Linked DNA regions of Mus musculus: region 1 is linked to region 2. A link is a loop called in an ENCODE intact Hi-C map of the cell type or tissue named here. Cell type or tissue: heart. All regions are shown on one strand. Each heading gives the region's core, and the rest is flanking DNA. Links, peaks and the distances in the headings are about the cores only.

Region 1 (9,840 bases), core at 442-8,441, 61 kb before region 2:
ATTCCTTATAATTACAGATTTTACAATTTGTTTTCCTGTGAGGTAGAGTCTCTAGCCCAGGCTGGCTTCAGGCTTGCCATATGTGTGGACCTTGAACAGCCGACATTTCTGCTGTATCTGCTTGCTTTTGGGCAAGCACCCTTTTCACTGAGGCAAATCCCTCAGCCCCATCCCCTTTCAAGGTTAGTCTTTCTCTGTCTGTCTCTGTTTTTTGAGACAGCGTTTCTCTGTGTAGCTCTTGGTGGCCCGGCATTTGCTCTGTAGACCAGGCTGGCCTCAAACTCATAGACCCACCTGCCTCTGCCTCCCAAATGCTGGGGTTAAAGGAGAGCTTGCCTCTGCCTCCCCGCTCCCCCGCCCCCTCCCCAGCCTGCAGTTTGTTCTCTTGTATAAATTTGTAATCTGGAGCAGCAGGAAGAGGATGTGGCTAGAAGGGGCAAGGCCTGTGGATGGCAGTGATGGCTGCCAGCTGCCCTCAGGCACCCTTGCTTTTTTAGGACATTCTTTGGACCCACTTTGCGTCTCCTGTTTTATTTTCAGGCTTTTTTGATGCGCGCGCGCGTGTGTGTGTGTGTGTGTGTGTGTGTGTGTGCGCGCGCGTGCACAAACATGAGTGTGCACATACACATGTATGTGCATGCACGTGGAGGCCAGAGGGTGAACTCGGTGTCAAACTGTTTTGCTTTCATGTGTTGGATGGAGCCAGGGTTTTCTCCATCAACCCTGAGTTCTCTCTCTCCTTCCCTTCTGTGGGATTGAACTCAGGCTGTCAGGCCTGGCAGTCAGTGCCTTTACCTGCTGAGCCACCTCACTGGTCCTTCAAACACGTGTGAAATAAAAACCATTGCCAAGTGTAGACCCAGATCCCTGGACACACAGAACTGGCTGTCACTGGATTGGCAGACGGATGATGTTCACAGGGTTCTGAATAGCAGGGGGCGGGGCTTAGGAGTCGGTAGGGAAGGTAGGGACATGGGGGTCTGTCTCCAGGGTGAGCAGGAAGGAGGAATGTGCTCAGACGCTCAGATGGTGCCACTGCCGTCCATCACCATGGTGAGGAAGGAGGCCATGGGAACGGCCTCCTGCCAGTGCTGTGCAGCGTTTCCTGAGCATTTCTGGACCCCAGTGAGGCCTCAGAGGCCAACTGCATCCAGGACTCAGTTCACCACTGAGGTTTAATGAGTCTGTGTGGGAGAGGGGTTAGGAAGGCTCAGGGTCAGTGAGCTGCTTTTCTACCCCTCACCTGTCAAATTCCCTGCCCCATCTTCCTCTTCTCCCTCCTTCACACCTCCCTCCCTCCTTCACACCTCCCTCCATCCCTCCTTCACACCTCCCTCCCTCCCTCCTTCACACCTCCCTCCATCCCTCCTTCACACCTCCCTCCCTCCCTCCCTCCATCCCTCCCTCTTTCACACCTCCCTCCCTCCCTCCTTCACACCTCCCTCCCTCCCTCCCTCTTTCACACCTCCTCCTCCCTCCCTCCCTCCCTCCTTCCCTCCCTCCCTCCCTTCCTCCCTCCTTTCCTCCCTCCCTTGCACCACCTCTCTGCCAGACCTTCATCATTTGTCACACCTTGGGCCCCAGGTACTGAGGGCTTTGCAGGAGGACTCTACTTCCAGGGCACTTAGAGTATAGTTTTGGGTGGTCATTGCTCATTGGTCCTTGCAAAGGGTCTCTGACCCTGCCACCTCTAGTGTGGCCCCACACCCCTCCCACGGGGAATTTCTTTCAAGCCTCTGTTCCTGGGTCTCACCTGGTCCCTCCCCTTTCTCCGTTTGGAGCAGCCCTGTCCCCAGGGCCCCTTAGTCCCAACTGCTCCAGCACCTGTCCTCTCTGATCTCTCTCTCTCTCCCCCTCCCTCTCCCCCTCCCTCTCTCTCTCTTTCTCTCTCTCTCTCTCTCTCTCTCTCTCTCTCTCTCTCCACAGCTCTGTCTATCCTCAGAAAGCTTCATCTTTCCTATTCTAACCCTGGACTCTGGCCTTTTTTGCTGATGTACTAGATCTAAAACGTCAGACGATGGGCCAGGGAGATGGCACACGAGTCAAAGCATTTACTGTGCAAACATGAGGACCTTCGGTTCAAAGCCCAAGGACCCAACGCCAGCCAGATGAAGGAGTGTCTGCGAACCCAGCACTCTTACTGGGGGATGAGAGGTAGAGGCAGGAGAAGCTCTGGAAGCTGGGGGACGGGGCAGCAAACCTGGCATCAGCAACAGCAAAACAGCCAAGAGGCCTGCCTCAAATAGAGTGGAGAGTGAGGACTCACACCTGAGGTTGTGTGCCTGCACGCACGAGGGTCATTGTCCAGTGAGAAGGAGTTGGTTGGTGAACTTGAAGATCAGCAATAAAAGCTGAGGGAAGACAGCCAGCCAAGGGAATGAGTGCTTCTTGGCTGGAGGGAGGGAGGCTCAGAAGTCTGAGCCAAACGACCTGGCTTGTGCTCTCCGAAGGACTGGGTGTTGGTGGTGAGCTTGATGCCTGGAGCCAAGCCTTGCACCACCAAATGGGGCACCTCAAAGCCAGGTTCTTGGGCAGAGTAGACAGCAGTGCAGTTTTTATGAATGAGTCTAGTGGAGTTTTGCCTGGTATCGTCACTCTGACCCAGAGATAGGGACAGGGCTAGCATGTCCCTGCCTTCTGTCTTCAGCTGGCTAGTTTCAGGAGACCCTGGGTGAGTGGTTGATTGACAGGCAAAGCAGTCATCACTTTTTAGAAGTATGAACTCCGCTGAGATGGATTTATATGTCATTAATATCTAAGTGTACACCGAACGGCTTTGCCAGCATCGTAGCGGCTGCAGGCAGGGAGCTGAGAGCCAACCCCACTCAGCCAAGGTTGCTGGGGACAGGTGACAGAGGGGCCAGGTAGCAAAGAGACATGCTTCACGGCTCTGTCCATCCAGTCAGATTTTTCTGGTGGAATCCCACGGCCTGAGGGAAGCCAGGGCTTTGTCCTCAGGGAGGGGCTTCTAGGGAGGTGGGGGGGCTTGAGGTCTGGGTGGGAGGGGGCCCAGTGAGGCCTTCACCTTGAGGAAGAGAGCTGAGGGCCTGAGAGCAGCTGGTTCTCTGGCTGTCATCAGTGGTGGTTAGGAGATTTAATGCTGATTAGTGTCTCTTGGGGAATGCATGATTTCTCTGATAACACTGCAGGAGTGCTGGAGGCACCCTAATGTGGAGTTGCCCTTCACAGGGCCTTGATAAGAGTTATTTCATGAAGGCCTCTTCTTTTTATCACATGTGTCTGTCCATCCATCCATCCATCCATCCACCTATCCATCCAGGGGTGTGTGTGTGTTTGTATGCCGCACATTGTTGGCTTGTGTGGGGGGAAGTCAGAGAATAGCTTCTACCACTGGGTTCAGGGATCAAACTCAGGTTGTGGGTTTGGCAGCAAGCGTCTTTCCCCTCTGGGCCATCTCACTGGCCCCTAGTGAGGGCTCTGATGGTCACCTCTTCAAGGGCTTTTATTTTTTGTCTTTATTTTTTTCTCGTCAAGAGCAGCAAATGCTCTTAACCGCTGAGCCATCTGTTCATCCCTCACAACTTCTTTTGGAAGTGGCCTATAGGAGTTTGGGAAGCCAGACTCATGGGATGGAGGCATTCTCAGCTGGGTACATCGTCGCTACCCCCTCTTCAGTCCCGTGCCACCGCCTCCCCTGGGTTCTTTCCACCCGTGTCAAGCACATGCCTGGATTCTGTGTTCATTTGTGGAGGACACGGGTTTGCAAAAGGCAGGGGCAGTGGCTAGCGACGTCGCCTCCTTCCTGCTGAGGTATCTTCAAGGTAGCCAGGCTCAGCCAGCTTTCCCAGCAAATGTGACTTTGATTCACCGAAAGCTCTTGAAATTCTGTCAGCTGGAAGGAGCGCTGGCAGCGACATAGCGTTTTTTTTTTTTTTTTTGTCACCACATTCATGGGCAGCCTGTTCGCTGATGTCTTCCACAGACCTGCTGGGAAAGTGGACCACTGCGATTTTATTGGCAGCACCTTGCAGAAACTCGATCCTCAGCCGCCACTTGTAGTCTGTGCAGAGCCACTGGCTCCTAAAGTGTTTTTACAGCAGGTCCCCGGCACCCTGATTAACATAGGAACAAGCTGATAAGTTCTGCAATTTGAGAGCCACCAGGGTAGGTATGGCTTGTGTTGGATAAAGTGTGAGCAGTTTTCACAGTGCCATCCAGGGCGCTTGCAGAGCCCGAGCTGGTGCCTGTGAGTTGGGCTCTGTGGTGGATGCCAAGCATTGTCTTTCCAGTCACATGCCTGCCCCAGACAGCTCACTGAGGATGGAGTTTGTCACTCTGGAGGAAGGTCTGAGTCAGCCAGAGCGTTTGCTCCAAAGAGTGCCTGAGCTCCTGGTGTTTCTTTTATTCTTGGATGAAGGGTGTTTTTCGTGAGGGATGGGGGTGGGGGGCACTGGACTATGGAAGAACATGGCAGCCTTATTGTAACAGTCCAGAACTTACTAACCGGTCTGATTCATCCCTCCCTAGCTCCCTGTCCCCCCTCTCCCCCTCTGCCTTGTTTTGAGACAAGGTGTTGGGTAGGTCCTGTGATGGCCTCTGACTTCCCTTTCAGCCAGTACTCAGCATCCCTTCCTCCCTGGCCTGCTCCTGCCTGCACAGGTAACTCCTTCCTTGCCCTTGCTCACACCAGGGATTTGGGGTCGCTCTGGCTGCTTTCTCCCCAGCATCCCAGCTAGACCCCAATCTTGTCCCAGACACCTCTGCCTTCGAACCTTCCCTATACCTTGTTTAACGGGAATGAATTGGCCTTGTGTGCTCTTCTGTGTCTTCGGCATTCCCCGCCCCCACGAGCCCTCTGACCCCAGGGCTCTTGGGCCTGCTCAGGGTTCTCCTCTCATGTCCCTTCTGTGTTTGTTAGGCACACCTTGAGCTTTTCCTGCCCTAGTGCAGTACCAGCTCATCCCCAAGGGACTTAGCACCCAAGGTCAGGTGACCTGTGTGCTTGTGGCTCACTGAGTGCCCTGCATAGAGGGCTCCTTGTACTCACTTCATCTTCCCTTCAAGTTGTAGCTCTGTTTGGAAAAGCCCAGAGTGAGGTATGTTAAACAGATTTAACATTTAGAATTTGAAAATAGTAAAGATGGATGTTTTGGGTTAAGTGTGTGTGTGTGTGTGTGTGTGTGTGTGTGTGTGTGTACATGTATGGTGTGTATGCACATTACGTCACATGTGTGGAGTTCTTTCCCACCGCAGCCCACGTAGAGAGCAACTCTATCCTCCACAGACCTTCTGTGGCCTCTGAGGAGCCATGCTTTCAGGTCTGTTCCTCCTCCACAGCCACTCACTCATCTATTTCCCATGGCCCATAGTTTTGTCTTTTCTAGAAAATTAAAAATATATGCTTCACTGTAGACAATGTCGTGGGGACATAAAGGAGGCTGTGCACTGCACACAGGGGACTCACATGGTATACAGCTTTCTGAGTCCCAGCAGGTAGCACTTGGGGTTCAGCCGGGGTCTCCGTGTGTCAAGTGTGTTCCTTTTAGAGCTTACACCATCCCACGGTTCAACATTCACCCAAGGACACAGAGTCCCTCCTCATTGGCTGACCTGGACATCCGCTGTTAAGAGTGTATGCACTGTTTGCTTGTGAACATGAGTTCTCGTGTATCCAGAATAGACACCAGGAGTGGCGTTGTTAGGCTGTGTGGGCTCTGAGTGCTTAGCAGCGTGTGAAGTTGCAGGCGGCTTTGCAAAGGCGCCGGGTCACTTAAATTTCTCACCAGTGGGATCTGAGAGATTGGTGGTTCACATCCCTGACAACACTTGGTATTGTCGATTTGCCTTTTAAGCCATTCTGGCAGATGTACGTACATACGTGTGGAAGTGGCAGGTTGTGGTTTTCCTCAGCCTCTCCCTCACTGATGGCGCTGGATAGCTTTTCCTGTGCCTTCCTTCCACTCGTATATCTTCTTTGCACAGCTGTGTGTTCAAGGTTGACTTTTTATGATTTTCATGTTTCTGCTTATGTAGAACCTCTGGGCCTGATACTCACAGCCGGTGTCGTCTTGAGACCAGAGTAGCCGGGGCTGGTGAACTGGCTCAGTGGACAGAGGCGCTTGTCTCTAAGCCTTGTGACTGGAGTTGAAGCCCCAAGCTTCTGCCAGCTGTCCCCTGACTTCCACAGGAGCATCATTGCAGGCATTGCAGGCATGCTCCCTCCAAATGAAACTAATCAGCAAGATAAAAAAGTTACACTAGCCGTGTGACCCCCTGGATAAGGCCATCATGAGATCAGAGAGGGTCCTCAAACCCACCTCCAAGATTCTAGCTGTGGTTCCCTCCCCCTCTGCTGCTGCACATGATCTTGGGGTGCTACAATGCACAGAGAAGAGAGAGTGGTTGGGATGGGGACTCCTGTGGTCTAGTTTGTGTGAGTCACCATGCCGGCTGGGGTGGGGTTTTAGTATCCTCTGGCTGCTCAGGAGTCACCCGTGCTCTTGGAAGGAACCCTGATAAGGCCATTGGTTCACCAAGCTGGGCTTGGGATGGGAGGGGTTTCTTTGGTCTGTGGCTGCCTATCTGGAGTGATAGACATTTCTGTGTGAATCCCCAGGAGTCACATGAGAAACTAGTTTAAAGGTTGGTTTGCTTGGTTTCTTTTTTGGGGTTAGGGTTATAGCCTGGGCACACTTCCCTTGCCAGAATGTCATTCATACATAGTCCCCAAGCCCTCGCTTGTTTGTCCATTGTCTTACTGGGCCTTTCGCAGAACAGAACATGGCTTCTGTGCTGATTTAGCGCTTGTCTTCCTCTGTGCTTTTGAGCGTCAATTATAAGTGATGTTGATGTCACTTTGCTTAACCTCAAGCCAAAAGGTATTTTCCCCTTGTTTTCTCCCTCAAGTTTCATAGTTTTGAGATTTGTATTTAAATGTGTGTATGTATTGTGTGTGTGTATGTGTGTGTATGTATTGTGTGTATGTGTGAGTATGTATGTATGCAGTGTGAGCATATATTGTGTGCCATGTGTATGTGTGTAGTGGGTGTGGGGTATGTGTACATGTGTGTGCTGTATGTACATGTATTTGGGGGCATGCCTGCCTGTGTGTTACCTATGGAGGTCAGAGGTCAACTTTGATTATCTTAGTTTATTTCTCACCACCTCACTTTTTCAGAGAGAATCTTGTCACTGAATGTGAACCTTGCCATTGTGGATAGCTGGCTTGGTCATCGAGCCCCTGGGACCTGCCTGTCTACGCACCACAGTGCTAGGGTGATGGGTGTGTGCTCCCAGGCCTGGTATTTTACCTGAGCACCGTGGATCTGAACTCGAGTCCTCACTCTTGTGTAGGAATTGCTTCACTCGCTGAGTCACGCCCCTCGCCTGTGGGATCTGTCTAGAGCTTTGTTTTGTGTGAAGCCTGTCTTTGCAGGAGGCTTGAGACTCTGTACTTTGTGTTTGACTGCTGGGGTACTGTCGGCTGAAGACTGCCTTTCTCTGCTGACTTTCCTTCGCATCCTTTGCTTTAGCTGCATCCTGCCCTCGTGAGAGGCGCTTGCACGTCTGTTCATGTTCACAGACCCACGCCCTTCCCCTCGCACCGGGCGCCGGCATAATTATTATGACTTCACAGTCATTCTGAAGATTGGGCCGTGGGAGTCCCAATGTTCTTTCTCCAAACCGTTTCAGCTCTTCTAGTTTCTTTGCCTTCTTCTCTTAGGCATTTTTATAATATCAAGCAGCAAGGGGGTGGGGGTTGCAGTTGGAAAGTCCTCTGAAGAAGCTGCATGTTTGATTTCTCCGGTGGAAGCCCAGCTGCCGATGGATTGGAGATCGGTGGCCACCCTTTCAGATTAGTGTCTGCTGTCCCCACTGGTCCTTCTCCTTGTCCTTAGCCTGGCTGGCTTCTTTCTATCTCCAAACACACGGCTTCAGTAGGCATTGGTGTCCAAGTTCTGGAACTCTTCGGGTGCCTGGCTTTGGGGTCTGGCATGCAGACAGCCGAGAGGAAGAAGAAGGGGAAGAAGAAGGGGATGGTGGGAGCTGTCAGTGCCAGCCAGGACTCATCTGTGGCCTCGTGGAATCCTTGGAAGATGGCCTCTCTGAGAGCACTAAAGTTACCATGTCTGTAGTTTGGAGGGTATGTGGTATGAGAGTCCAGTCTGAGGCATTTTGCAGTCTGGTGGTAGAGACAGACTCCCTGTCAGCGAATGCTTGCACAAGATCCATTTGGCTGCAAGCATGCTTGGAAGAGGTCTGCGCAAGGGGGCCCTGGCACCTCCTGTCTTTCCCCTCTTCCTCCTCTTCTTCCTCTTGGCCATCTGCATTCCAGACCCCACAGCCAGAGACACTCAAAGAGTCTCAGGACTTAGCTGGTACCACTGGAAGTTTTGGGGGGAATTAAATGAGCTCTGGCTTCTCAGAATCCACAGTCTGTGCTTGCCAGTGTTATTTTTATATACTACTAGGGAGATTGCACATGTCTCTGTGTTTGGAGGCGTTGGTCTCCATTCCAGAGAGGAGGCGTCAGGTGGGCCATGCAGGTCCATGGTGCACAGCTCTGAGATGAGACACGCAACCCAGTCAGGTCCCATGCTCTGTGCTCTGCAGTTCGGGACCCGCTAGGCTTGTAAGGCCCCTGTGGGTCATTTTGCCTTAGAGTTGAGTCTGTGAACCCCTTCCCGTGCCCTCCAAAAGCCACATGTGGCCTCTGGGGGCCCAGCTGCAGTTGCCATGGAGTCCAGCTGTCATCCCATCACACTGTTGCTAGGCAGGTGTCTGGTTGCCAGGTGCCACCTCCTCAGACCCCTTGACTGCCAGAAAGCCTGTATGGGGCTGCTGTGGCGTGGGGCCCACATGGTTCTCTTAGTAGATGCTGTAGCCAGGGAAGCTTTTGGGTGGTGGTGTCTGAGCAGCCCTGAGCTTAGGGTCTGAATGAGTCAGCTCTGGCATCCCTCATTAGATACGCTGGCCCAAGGCTGGACAGGTCTCAAGCCTTCATTTCGTAGATGGAGACAGGGAAGTCTCATGATATGAGAGAAGGAGGGCTGTGGCCCTGGTTCCTGCCCAAGGTGTGTGTAGGTGCTTTGTCTTGCACACTGAAGGCTCTGAGAAGGCCTGGGGGCATCTTTCCTTGCTGGGGGCCTTTCCATGGTACTTGGTGCATAGCCCTCCTTCCTTAGGGCTGGCCTGGCCTGCTTAGCATAGACTTCTCTTTCCTTCCCACGTGATCACGCATCTGTTCATCTCTCAACTGCATCCCTGATGCCCTCTATTGCCCCTTGGTTCTGCTTTCCAGCCTTGCTCATGCATGGAGCAGGCCCTTGCCACAGAGCTTCTGCACCCGCTCTGGACTTGCTTGGCCTGGGCTCCCCACTGCTGCCATGGGGTTTCTTCCCTTCTTTGGCCTCTTTGTCTGAGGTCCTTCCTGGCCACGGCACTGAAAGCAGCCTCCCCTCCCCCTTCTGCTCTTGTCTCTCTTCTGCTCTGTACCAGTCTATAGAGAGGAGGTTTTGTGTCTTGTTCAAGCTCTGTCCCCAGGGCTGAGACCACAGTGCCACCCTTTTGAGTAGTAGCAGGCGGTTGTATACTTGTCTTGAGTCCTACTCTGATCGCATGGAAAATACCAGCAGGGCAGCCTGGCCTGGGACCTGGGCTGGCCTGTTGTGTTAGCCATTGGCTAACCCACTCCTGGGTCTCTAGCTCTCCATGTGAAGCTGGCATGGGAAGAGGCGACACTGGCTTAATTACCCTTTGTCTTGGGCATGAGCTAAGGCAGAGAGCTAGCAGCTCAGGGTCCTTTAGCATAAAAGAGACAGCTCTGGGATTTGAACCTAGTTCTGTGCTGTGCAGAGCTGTGAACCCTGGAAGCACCTA
Region 2 (9,840 bases), core at 534-8,533:
TCCCAGCTGGTCTATGCATCACAGACCTCACATGGTTCCATCACCCTCTGAGCCTGTGTCTCAGGCTCTCCACCAGCCAGTGCTGAAGCACATCCTTGGTGCCACCCCTGAACCCCTCATTGCCGCTCTCTGTTCAGGAGGTCATCATGGTCCTGCAGGCCTGCCCTTTAACACGGTCCAGGCCAACCGCCTGTCTCCCTGCCCCATACTTCCCAAGTCACTGTTCCAAACATAGTGCCTCTGCTGGTTTTCTGGAGAAAGTGGGGCCTTTAGGTAGTAGCACTTAAATATGAGCCAGAATGTATTAAAATGCTGGAAGGCCAGATAGGCTCCTGGCTTTGGCCTTTGGATGGGTAAGGGCTGAACCTCTGAAACTTCTCAGGCCTGGGGCAGGGTTGGTCCTGGGGTAGGGGCAGGGAGTTGGCCTGACTGGGTGGGGCTGAGCTGTACTTTTGTGGTTAGAATCTTGAGCTGTGGTTAGCACAGGGTCTATGTCATTAAGAGGTGTGTGTGGTCCAAGGAGGCCGTGTCCTTAGAAGTGAGTGCTGTCTAAAGTTCAACCAGGGCAGGGCACACAGGGCTGGGCTCACGCTGTGGTCTGTGGTCAGAGTTTCAGGTTGGAATCCGGAGCAAAACATCTTGGGTCAAAATTTCGGTACCACGTCTTCTATGCAGACAGCATGTGTTCCCTGGGCCCCAGCTTCTTGTTTGTAAAATGGGAGTGATTGTGTCTCTTTTCTCAGGAGCATGGGACGTGTGTCCGGAGCTGGGAAGCACTTAATTGCTGTTGCTGTTGTTGTCTAGATGGGGTAGGGACCAGTGCATATGGCATGGGGGGCAGAGCTGTGTGTGTGCACTGTGGGTAGAGCTAGGCTTCGGAGCTTAGTTCTGAATTAAGGTACCACCAGTTACCTGGGACTTAACCTCCATGGGTCCTCACCCAGACTTTCTGAGCAGTCCCTGACAGGTGTGTGTGGCGTTGAGCAGGGGTCAGGAAGTGCTCCGTGGCTATGCAGGGGTCAAGGCAGGGGGGCGTGAATGCCAGAACCCCCGACTGCCTCCTGTGTCCCCCATGGCAATCATATCCCCACGCAGGCCTGAAGCTGGGCATGGAGCGTGACGCGTACGTCATGATTGCGGAGAAGGGGGAGAAGCTGTATCACATGATGATGAGCAAGAAGGTGAACTTGATCAAGGACCGCCGGCGGAAGCTGAGCACCGTCCCCAAGTGCTTCCTTGGCAAGTGAGTGGCTTCTGTGTCCTGATCCCAGCTGGCCACCTTCCCTTCCTGCCCTGCATCTGCTTTGCCCCACCCTGTCCCACACCCCGTTTCTCTTGCCTGGGACCTCCTTATACAGCCACCTAATGCCCCTCAGGCCTGTGGAGCAGGCTTGGATGAGGGTCGAGGCTGCAGGGTTCTGCTACAGGTCTGTCCACTGCGTTTGCTCTTGACTCGCTGTGTGATCCAATTCCTGTAACAAAGTACACTGTAGAAGCTGAGAGTGTCCCGACTCAGTGGGCCGGCCACACTCTACCCATTTCTGTTCTGTTCTGCCTTGGCCAAGACAGAGGTTGCTGGGGCTATGTTTAGAAGATGAGGGAGATGAGGTAGGGTGGGTCTGAGGCAGACTGGAGCTCGCTAGCCAGGGCACTAAGGAGGAAGCTGGGAATAATGTTGATTGTTCTGGGAGGAAAAGGTGAGATTGAAGACCCATGTGTGTGGCAGGTCAGGAGACTGCCCTGCGGGGCACTGTGTACACAGAAGAGTCTGAGCCAGTAGTGTTGGGGAAGGGACAAGCTGAGGCCTCTGTGGCCAGTGGCCAGGGAGGTGGGTGTCCCTGGGTAGGGCATAATTCCCAGAAACGAGATGACATGATAGAGCCAGTGGAGGGTGGAAGCCGGAATGTTGGGGACTTGGGTCTAGATGTGTGAAAACGGAAGGCCCTACTGGGTGTCCATGCCACCCATTGGAGCTTTTGGAGTGAGGAGATAACCCAGGGTAGATCTTGAGACCTGGCATTAAACAAGCCAGGGCTGGCTGTTGGGGGAACCAGCATGTTTGAACTCTTTCATCCATTGTCCTTGGGGGCCGACAGTCTTGGCTCAGCCTCTCTCTGGAAAGGAGAGAGCTGGGCCCAGGAGCCTTGTGGGAGCTAGCTGGAGAAGTTGGGAAGGCCCCTGGATGTTTCCACTGTTAATCCCCATTCCACCGAAGGAGCTGTTTCTCTAGCAGCAGCCCCGCCCCGATTCTGCCCAGGGGGATATCTGAGAGCCTTCCTGCCGGCCCTGCCGGCCGGATGGGATAACCTGTCTGTGATTAAGACTTCTGAGGTCTGACTCCTCAGGAAGGATTAGAGGAGATTTCTCTTGCTGCCCATTTGAACCCCAGCCAGCAGCACAGCTCATGTAACCTCCAGGCCCAGAGAAACTGACTTCCCATTAAGAGGACGCTCCTTCAGGCTTGGCTTTCCTCTGCCTCTGCCTGGGCTTCCAACCAACACCCCTTCCCAGCCATTGTGCAACTCCGGGAGCCCCTGGCCCCCCATAAGGAGAATAAATAGGTGGCTGCAATACAGACTCCTCCAGCCCTTAATCTGATCTATGACGTTCACATTTGGCCGTGGCTATTAATCTCACACAGCACTATGAAGCAGGTCACTGCTGTTGTCCCCATTTTAAGGGTGAAGGCAGTGGCACAGAGAGGGGAAAGCAGAGTCACACTGCTGTAGTGAGGTGGGATTCGAACTCTGGACAGGGTGACTCCGTAGCTGCCGTTCTCTCTCACCACCTCAATCTTGATTCATTTTAATCTCTCTTCAGCATCTTTAGTTTTCCTCAGTCATTGCTTTCTCCTCCTCTGTAAGGGACTGGATGGCGACTCCCTGGCTATGGACTGTCTGGCTTATCTTCATAGCCTTTTAAGGCCAGGTTTTGAGTCAGACTGGGACTGCGTCTTACTCCCCTTACCTTCTTATTGGATGACTTTGGGCACTGGTTTAATGTCTCTGGGTCTCAATGAATGATAATTAAGGAAGGAGAAAGGCTGGAGGATGCAGTGGGGATGCAGTGGAAACACAGTGGGGACACAGTGGGAGCACAGAGGGGATGCAGTGGCAACACAATGGGGTTGCAGTGGCAACACAATGGGGTTGCAGTGGGAACACAGTGGGGATGCAGTGGGAACACAGTGGGGATACAGTGGGGATGCTGTGGAAACACAGTGGGGATGCTGTGGAAACACAGTGGGGATGCAGTGGGGATGCAATGGCAATAGTACCATGCTGGCCAGAGCACTGAGAACATGGGCTGGGGCCTCCATGCACGACATCATGTTACATGGACAGGTGTGAAGAAGTGACCTGTTTGTGTCCCACTCAGAAACGAATAGACTTCACATTTCAGTGGTAAAATCTGTGTACTGTGGGATAACATACTCTGTGTGTGTGTGTATGTGTGTGTGTGTGTGTGTGTGTGTGTGTGTGTGTGTGTGTGTGTGTGTGTACCTGCCTTCCAGCAGCCTCAGGTTAGCTAGAGAGACAAAAATTAATTCCTTCCTTCCTCCCTCCTTCTCTCTCTCCCTCCCTCCCTTCCATCCTTCCTTCCTCCCTCCTTCTCTCTCTCCCTCCCTCCCTTCCATCCCTCCCATTGCCAGCCAGCAGCAGGGAACTGAACAGACAGACTTCCTGCCCACAGGGAGATGGCTGTTCCTACAGGAATCACTCGGTGGACAAGTACACAGGCCAATAAAGGAACCCACTGGGCCAGGGAACCCCACAAGGCAGTTGTGCAGTGATGTAAAGGGGGGAGCTGCAGAGCTGACTCAGCCAGGGTGGGAAAGGTGGCCTCGTACTGGAGATCACATTTCAACCAAGACCTGAGTGACAAGCGAGTGTCAGCCACAAGAAGACCAGAGGAGCAGCACGCCTGGGCGTGGCAGAGTCTGGTGGCTTTCGTGAGCTGTGATGCTGGGGTGGCAGGAGCTGAGTTGGCGACTGTTGGCCCGAGGCTCGGGAGTCAGCAGGGCTGCATCTCGTGGCACTGGGTCAGGGGTCAGGCTTTAGTCCAGGTGTTCAGGGAGGCTCAGTAGGGGGCAAAGATGAATTGTGAGACCCCAGGGCCACTCGGGATGGTTTCCTGAGGCAGAGGCATTTGTTGCCTCCCTTGATAGTGACGGCGTGTCTTGTTGTTAAACATCCACACACTGGGGGCTCTGAGGTAGAAGGCTGTGTGCATAGCTGCATGCAACAGAGATCAAACTGGGTGTAGCGGCACACGCCTGCACTCTCGGCAGTCATGAAGTTGAGGTATGAGAGTCACACGGCCTGACAGACATCACCAGGGACATTGGCAGGGACTTTGTGCATGGGACTCCAGGTGGCATCTCAACCCCAGGCTCCAGGCAGGAAGCAAGTGGGAAGATGTCCCTTTGGGGAGTGGTACATGGAGCCTCTGATCAGGTGTCGCTCATGAAAGGATGTGCCCACATGCCCTCTGTGCTCAACCTTGGCCTTGACCTGAAACGGGCTGAGTGGTGTCCATTCGGCAGGGCCGAAGGAGAAGGGAAGTTGGCACAGCCTGTCAGAGGACTCTGCCATTTGATTCCACCCCACCTTGGCCTCCAAACCTCAGTGCCTCCCACTGCTGTGGGGACATCTATCTGGAAGCCTGGGCCTTGTTGTTTATAGCCTCACCCAGAGCTACTGTCAGATCCCAGCTCCCTACTGCCACCTGTCACTCAGAGCTTCTGTGCACGCTGATGTCCAGCTTGGGGCACTCTCTGCTGGCCCAGTACACGTGGAAGCCTGGGGCCAGCATTGAACAACTGGGAGCTCCATAGGAAATATCAGATTTCCTGCTCGCTCTCTTGAAGAGCTGGACCCACGGGGTTGTGGTGGGCTCTTTGAGCAGTGGCTTTAGCTTTGACTGGCTTGGCACAGACTCTACCTGGCCAGTATCCCCTGTTCAGAGTTTGAGGTTCCTGCGTAAGAAGAGATTAACTTTATCTGGTTTCCCTCCTGGGTTCCAGCTTAAAGTTTCACAGGATTAAAAAGTCCACCCACGAATTCCAGATGTCCCCAAGGAAACCATTTGCCAGCTGCATCCTGTTGAGCAGCATCCAGCTGCATCTTGGTCCCTAGATAGGGACAGCTTTGCATTAGTTGGCCCAACAAGCTGAAGACCCAGCTTGGTTTCCCAAAGGGTAGCAAGTGTAGGCATAGTCGCCACTCAGTTGCTCTCCTGAGTCTGTTTTCTGCCCCCTGCAGTCACTTTGGTATACTTCTTGTTCCCCACTGTGGCCCTGGATAGGACAGCTGGTGAGCAGCCTTGCTCTGGCTCTCTGACCTCCAGCCTCTGCGAGTGGTCACACCAACATCTGTTTGCCTTCTGGGGTTGCTGGCAGTCAGTGCCTGTCCCAAGAGTTGGGACTTGGAGAACAGTGGAGTAGGGGGTGGTTAGAGGGACACAGAACTTGGAAAGTTCCCACCCAGCGTACCAGAAATGTACCTGTTTCTTTCCCACATCCTTGGGCTTTCTGAATGCCTCGTAATGCCGCTACCTCTATAAGGCCAGGTCCTTCCTCTGCCAGCACGAAAAGCTAAAAATAGCGTCCCCTGTTGTAACCGGAGGTGGGACAGCTGGTTTCCATAAAGGGGGCTGGGCACTGCTGCCCACGCTTGTGGGTGCTGCCTGCTCTGGGATCACCCTCTTGCGTTGGCTCCAGTGGGCTGAAATCTGTGCCGAGCCCAAGAGTCCACAGGGGCTGGGACCTCAGAGGCCTCGAGCCAGAACCTGTCTCACCTGTGTCCCCAACCTTCCTCGTTCGTTCCTCATTTGTTGTGTGGAGGACACTTGAGTCTCAAAGCGTGTCAAGAAAAGGTCAATGAACAAGGTCAGCAGCTATCAGCGAGGGCTCACACGCCGTGTGTCAGTGTGCTCAGGGAGGGGTCTGATAAACACACATACATCTGTAAACCCATTGCTGCAGAGTGCATAGTCAGGTGGGCAGGCTCTGTGTGGAGTCTTCCCTGGCGGTCGTGTGGGTTGTTGCCCCTTGGGAGCGGTGGCACGGAGGGAGTTTGGAAAGGGCATTTTTAGGTGAATGGAGCAGCAACTTCAAGGCCCAGAGGTATGTTGGGGCCTAGGGTTGTTTTTTTTGTTTTTTGTTTTTTTAAAAGAAGGGAAGAAAGGTAAGTGAGCCAAAGCCCAGAGGATGGGGAGGGGGATGCAGGAGAGAAGACTGATCTAGGAATTATGCTCTAGGCATGGCGTTGGTGGCGATGCTGATGTTGATGCACATATTTCTGGGCAGATGTGTGAGACAGTTGAGGCAGAGGTGTTGAACTCCTTTCTGAGTAAGGCAAAAGCCTATTGGAGGATGGAGAAGGTGTGATGGGAGCACTGTGAGGACAGAGAGGGTGTGATGGGAGCTCTGTGAGGACAGAGAGGGTGTGATGGGAGCACTGTGAGGACAGAGAGGGTGTGATGGGAGCACTGTGAGGACAGAGAGGGTGTGATGGGAGCTCTGTGAGGACAGAGAGGGTGTGATGGGAGCACTGTGAGGACAGAGAGGGTGTGATGGGAGCACTGTGAGGACAGAGAGGGTGTGATGGGAGCACTGTGAGGACAGAGAGGGTGTGATGGGAGCACTGTGAGGACAGAGAGGGTGTGATGGGAGCACTGTGAGGACAGAGAGAGTGTGATTGGAGCTCTGTGAGGACAGAGAGGGTGTGATGGGAGCACTGTGAGGACAGAGAGGGTGTGATGGGAGCACTGTGAGGAGAGAGAGGGTGTGATGGGAGTACTGTGAGGACAGAGAGGGTGTGATGGGAGCACTGTGAGGACAGAGAGAGTGTGATTGGAGCTCTGTGAGGACAGAGAGGGTGTGATTGGAGCTCTGTGAGGACGGACAGACAAGGTGTGATGGACCAGTCTGAGAATTGACAGGATGTGATTTGAGACATCTGGGCCTGAGCTTTCTGGGCCTGGTATGGCCTCCTCCTTATTTTGTGAGTTTCATTTATACTCCGTACATAGCTACATGCATGCACACAGACAGACGCATTTAGTATCCATACCATCTAGCTACCTCACCCCAACTACCCTTGGTGTTCATCCACCGTCCACCATCTACCCAGCATCCCTCCTCAGCCTCCACATCTGCCCATCTATCCAGTGTTGATTTCTCTGATGGCTTATGCATCTGTCTGTTCTTATGTACCTATGTACCATGTGGCCCAGTGTGTATCCATTGGCTTATGCCTCCGTCCATAGATCCCACATGGACGCGACTCCCCACTCAGTTATTTCCCACACCCATCTACCATCTTTTCTCTGTCTATCCATCATTCATCTCCTACCTACTCATCCATCTACCTACTCGTTATCCATCTGTCTATCCATCCGTTCATCCACCCATCATCTGTTTGTCCATCCATCTGTCCATTCACCATCTATCATCCATATATCATCCATCCATCCATCCGTCTGTCTGTCCATCAACCCATCATCCATCTATCCATCCATTCATCATCCATCCATCATCTATCCATGCACCGACTAATAAGCTACACCATTCATCCTTCTACCCACCCATCTGTCCATCCATCCACCATTCATTCATCTACCAACCATCAACCATTTTTTCACTCTTCTATCTATACATCTACCTACCTACCTACTAACCCATATCTAGCCACCTGTCTATGTATCTGTCAATCGTTCATCCACACACCTATTCCTCTACCTACCAAACATCTGCCACCCATCTAGTCATGTACCCATCTGCCTATCCATCCCTCACCCATCCATCTGTTCATCTGCCTACCATCTGTCCATCCATCCACCCACCCTTCCCTGGGTGGATGAGGCTGGCCTGGAATTGTTCTAGCCAACTGAAAAAGCACAGACAAGCCTTATCATGGTTTCTTGGGCTACGGCTGCTGGCTTTATGTGCTATGGGAAGAAAGACCTGCCTGCCATTCCTGGGGTGGGTGGGACCAGGCCAGCTGGGTTTTGGTTCCGGGGTTGGGGAAACCATCTCCCTGCATCTTCTGTTTCTGGCAGTGAGTTTGTTGCCTGGCTCCTGGAAATTGGTGAGATCAGCAAGACGGAAGAAGGCGTCAACTTGGGCCAAGCCCTGCTGGAGAATGGTATCATCCACCATGGTGAGTGGCAGTGGGTATGGCGAGGTAGGCTGGATGTCAGGGAAGCTGCCCTTCCCCCAGAAAGCTGCTTCTGCACTTCCAAGCTGCTGGCCTGGTCCCTGTCCCGCAGACTCAGAACCATGGCTGCCTCATGACACGTTCTCTTGGGTACCAGCAAGCGAGGACTCCTCAGGAAAGCAGGTGGTCAGAGAGTGGAACTTTCCATTTTCCCCTTCAGGAAGAGCTAATTTGAGGTTGTTTATCATGTTTCTTGCAGTAAGGCACTGCTTGCACAGTCGTGAGTGGGGCAGGTGAAGAGTCCTGTCCTACGGAATTGACTGAGCTTGGAGGGGAGATGAAGATGATAGGGGGTGCTGGTACGGCAGGCTCAGTGCTGGCGAGAGGAGGCGTGGCAGTCCGTGTCATAGGGGGTCAGGTCTGAACAGAGGTTTGGGAGGTCTCCCCTGGAAGTGGAGGATAGCATAGCAGGTAGGCGCTATGGCTCTGGGCAGGGACAGCCAAGGCCCAGTGTCCAGGGGGATGCTGAGTGCCTTCTAGGGAGCACCAGGGAAGGCTACCTCTTGAGTGGACCCGGGGCTTGTCAGGAAGTGAGGTCGAAGTCTTGGAGCTTGGGAAGGGATTCGGCTGTGGAGTCTGTGTAGGCGCACTGAGCCAGCCAGGAGCCACTGAGTGTTCAGGGAAGAGTCCTTGTTTTTAAGAGTTTTAGACATTTGGCTGTATAGAGTCTGCTTTGGGGTCTAAGTTTCCAGCAGCATTGAGAGGTAGCTGTCAAGATGCCAGCAGTGCGGTTCTTACCCCAGAGTGCTTACTTTCCCTTCTTTCCAAGGACAGGCCGAGTCAGAGGTGCCCACAGATGTCTAGCTAGGCCGCCAGTGTCCGCCAGGCCTGTACAAGCCGTGGGCCTCACATCCCTTGCTGTTCTGGGGGACCAAAGGGTAGAGACGGAGGGTGGGTTTCCCCAGCCTTACCAGTCCCTGGGTCCTTGCAGTCTCTGACAAGCACCAGTTCAAGAACGAGCAGGTGATGTACCGCTTCCGCTACGACGACGGCACTTACAAAGCGCGCAGCGAGCTGGAGGATATCATGTCCAAGGTAGGACGTCTTCTTTCAGCCTGTGGCCCCGATCCAGCTGGAGGTCCCTGCAGAACAGGCCTATGTCCCTGCAGCCTGCCCCGCCCACCCTCCTCTTCCCAGCAGTCCAGAGGGTGTGGCTCATTCAGACCCTGCTCTTGCTTGTAGGGCGTGAGACTCTACTGCCGGCTGCACAGCCTGTACGCCCCTGTGATCAAGTAAGTCCCCATGGCCTTCCCACCCGACAGTAGCAGACCGCCCTCTCCCCACCCCCTATCCTGACCTCTCTGAGCCTCCGTCCCCTTTTCCATCAGATATGGTTAATAACTGACCTCTTCCATCAGACTGTCAGGAGGAAGTGAGTGAATCTGTGGGAAGTCCTGAATGCGTATGAAGGGACAGGAGAGCCAGGCTGAGGAGTGGATCTGCCTGCTGGTGTCCAGCTGTGTAACCTTGCACTCAGCCTTTCTGTTCCTCACCAGTTCTTTCTGAGGCAGATTATAAAGTAGGATGCACCACAGGACCTTTGCACCTGCTGCTGCTGTGGAATGTTTTCCTCCACACCAGCTCCCACTTCCTCCTTCCTTATTTTATCTGGGATGGG

Evidence for each region. Peaks named below come from ENCODE experiments on the same cell type or tissue, not always from the same donor. Only the 100,000 strongest peaks of a DNase experiment are listed, where the experiment ranks them.
Region 1: a loop joins it to region 2, with 1.9 times the contacts of the local background. A loop is called at or near these places in 2 of 42 quality-filtered maps.

Annotation. Positions count from the first base shown.
Region 1 is chr2:166,662,382-166,672,221 of GRCm38, reverse strand. The region is part of intron 1 of Prex1 (phosphatidylinositol-3,4,5-trisphosphate-dependent Rac exchange factor 1); the gene reads left to right. Among named protein-coding and RNA genes, the nearest start is that of Gm50596, 36 kb to the left of the region's middle. In heart, for the core only: no CTCF peak of the experiment used is centred there; a DNase peak (open chromatin) is centred at 4,191; H3K4me3 peaks cover 791 bases; H3K27ac peaks cover 2,237 bases.
Region 2 is chr2:166,601,141-166,610,980 of GRCm38, reverse strand. Prex1 (phosphatidylinositol-3,4,5-trisphosphate-dependent Rac exchange factor 1) reads left to right here. Exons shown (of 40, transcript NM_177782.3): 10 at 1,096-1,243; 11 at 8,065-8,165; 12 at 9,154-9,257; 13 at 9,405-9,454. Among named protein-coding and RNA genes, the nearest start is that of Gm29679, 42 kb to the right of the region's middle. In heart, for the core only: CTCF peaks have their summits at 4,700 and 5,274 (motif pointing left); DNase peaks (open chromatin) are centred at 2,309, 3,960, 4,300 and 5,390; H3K27ac peaks cover 3,886 bases.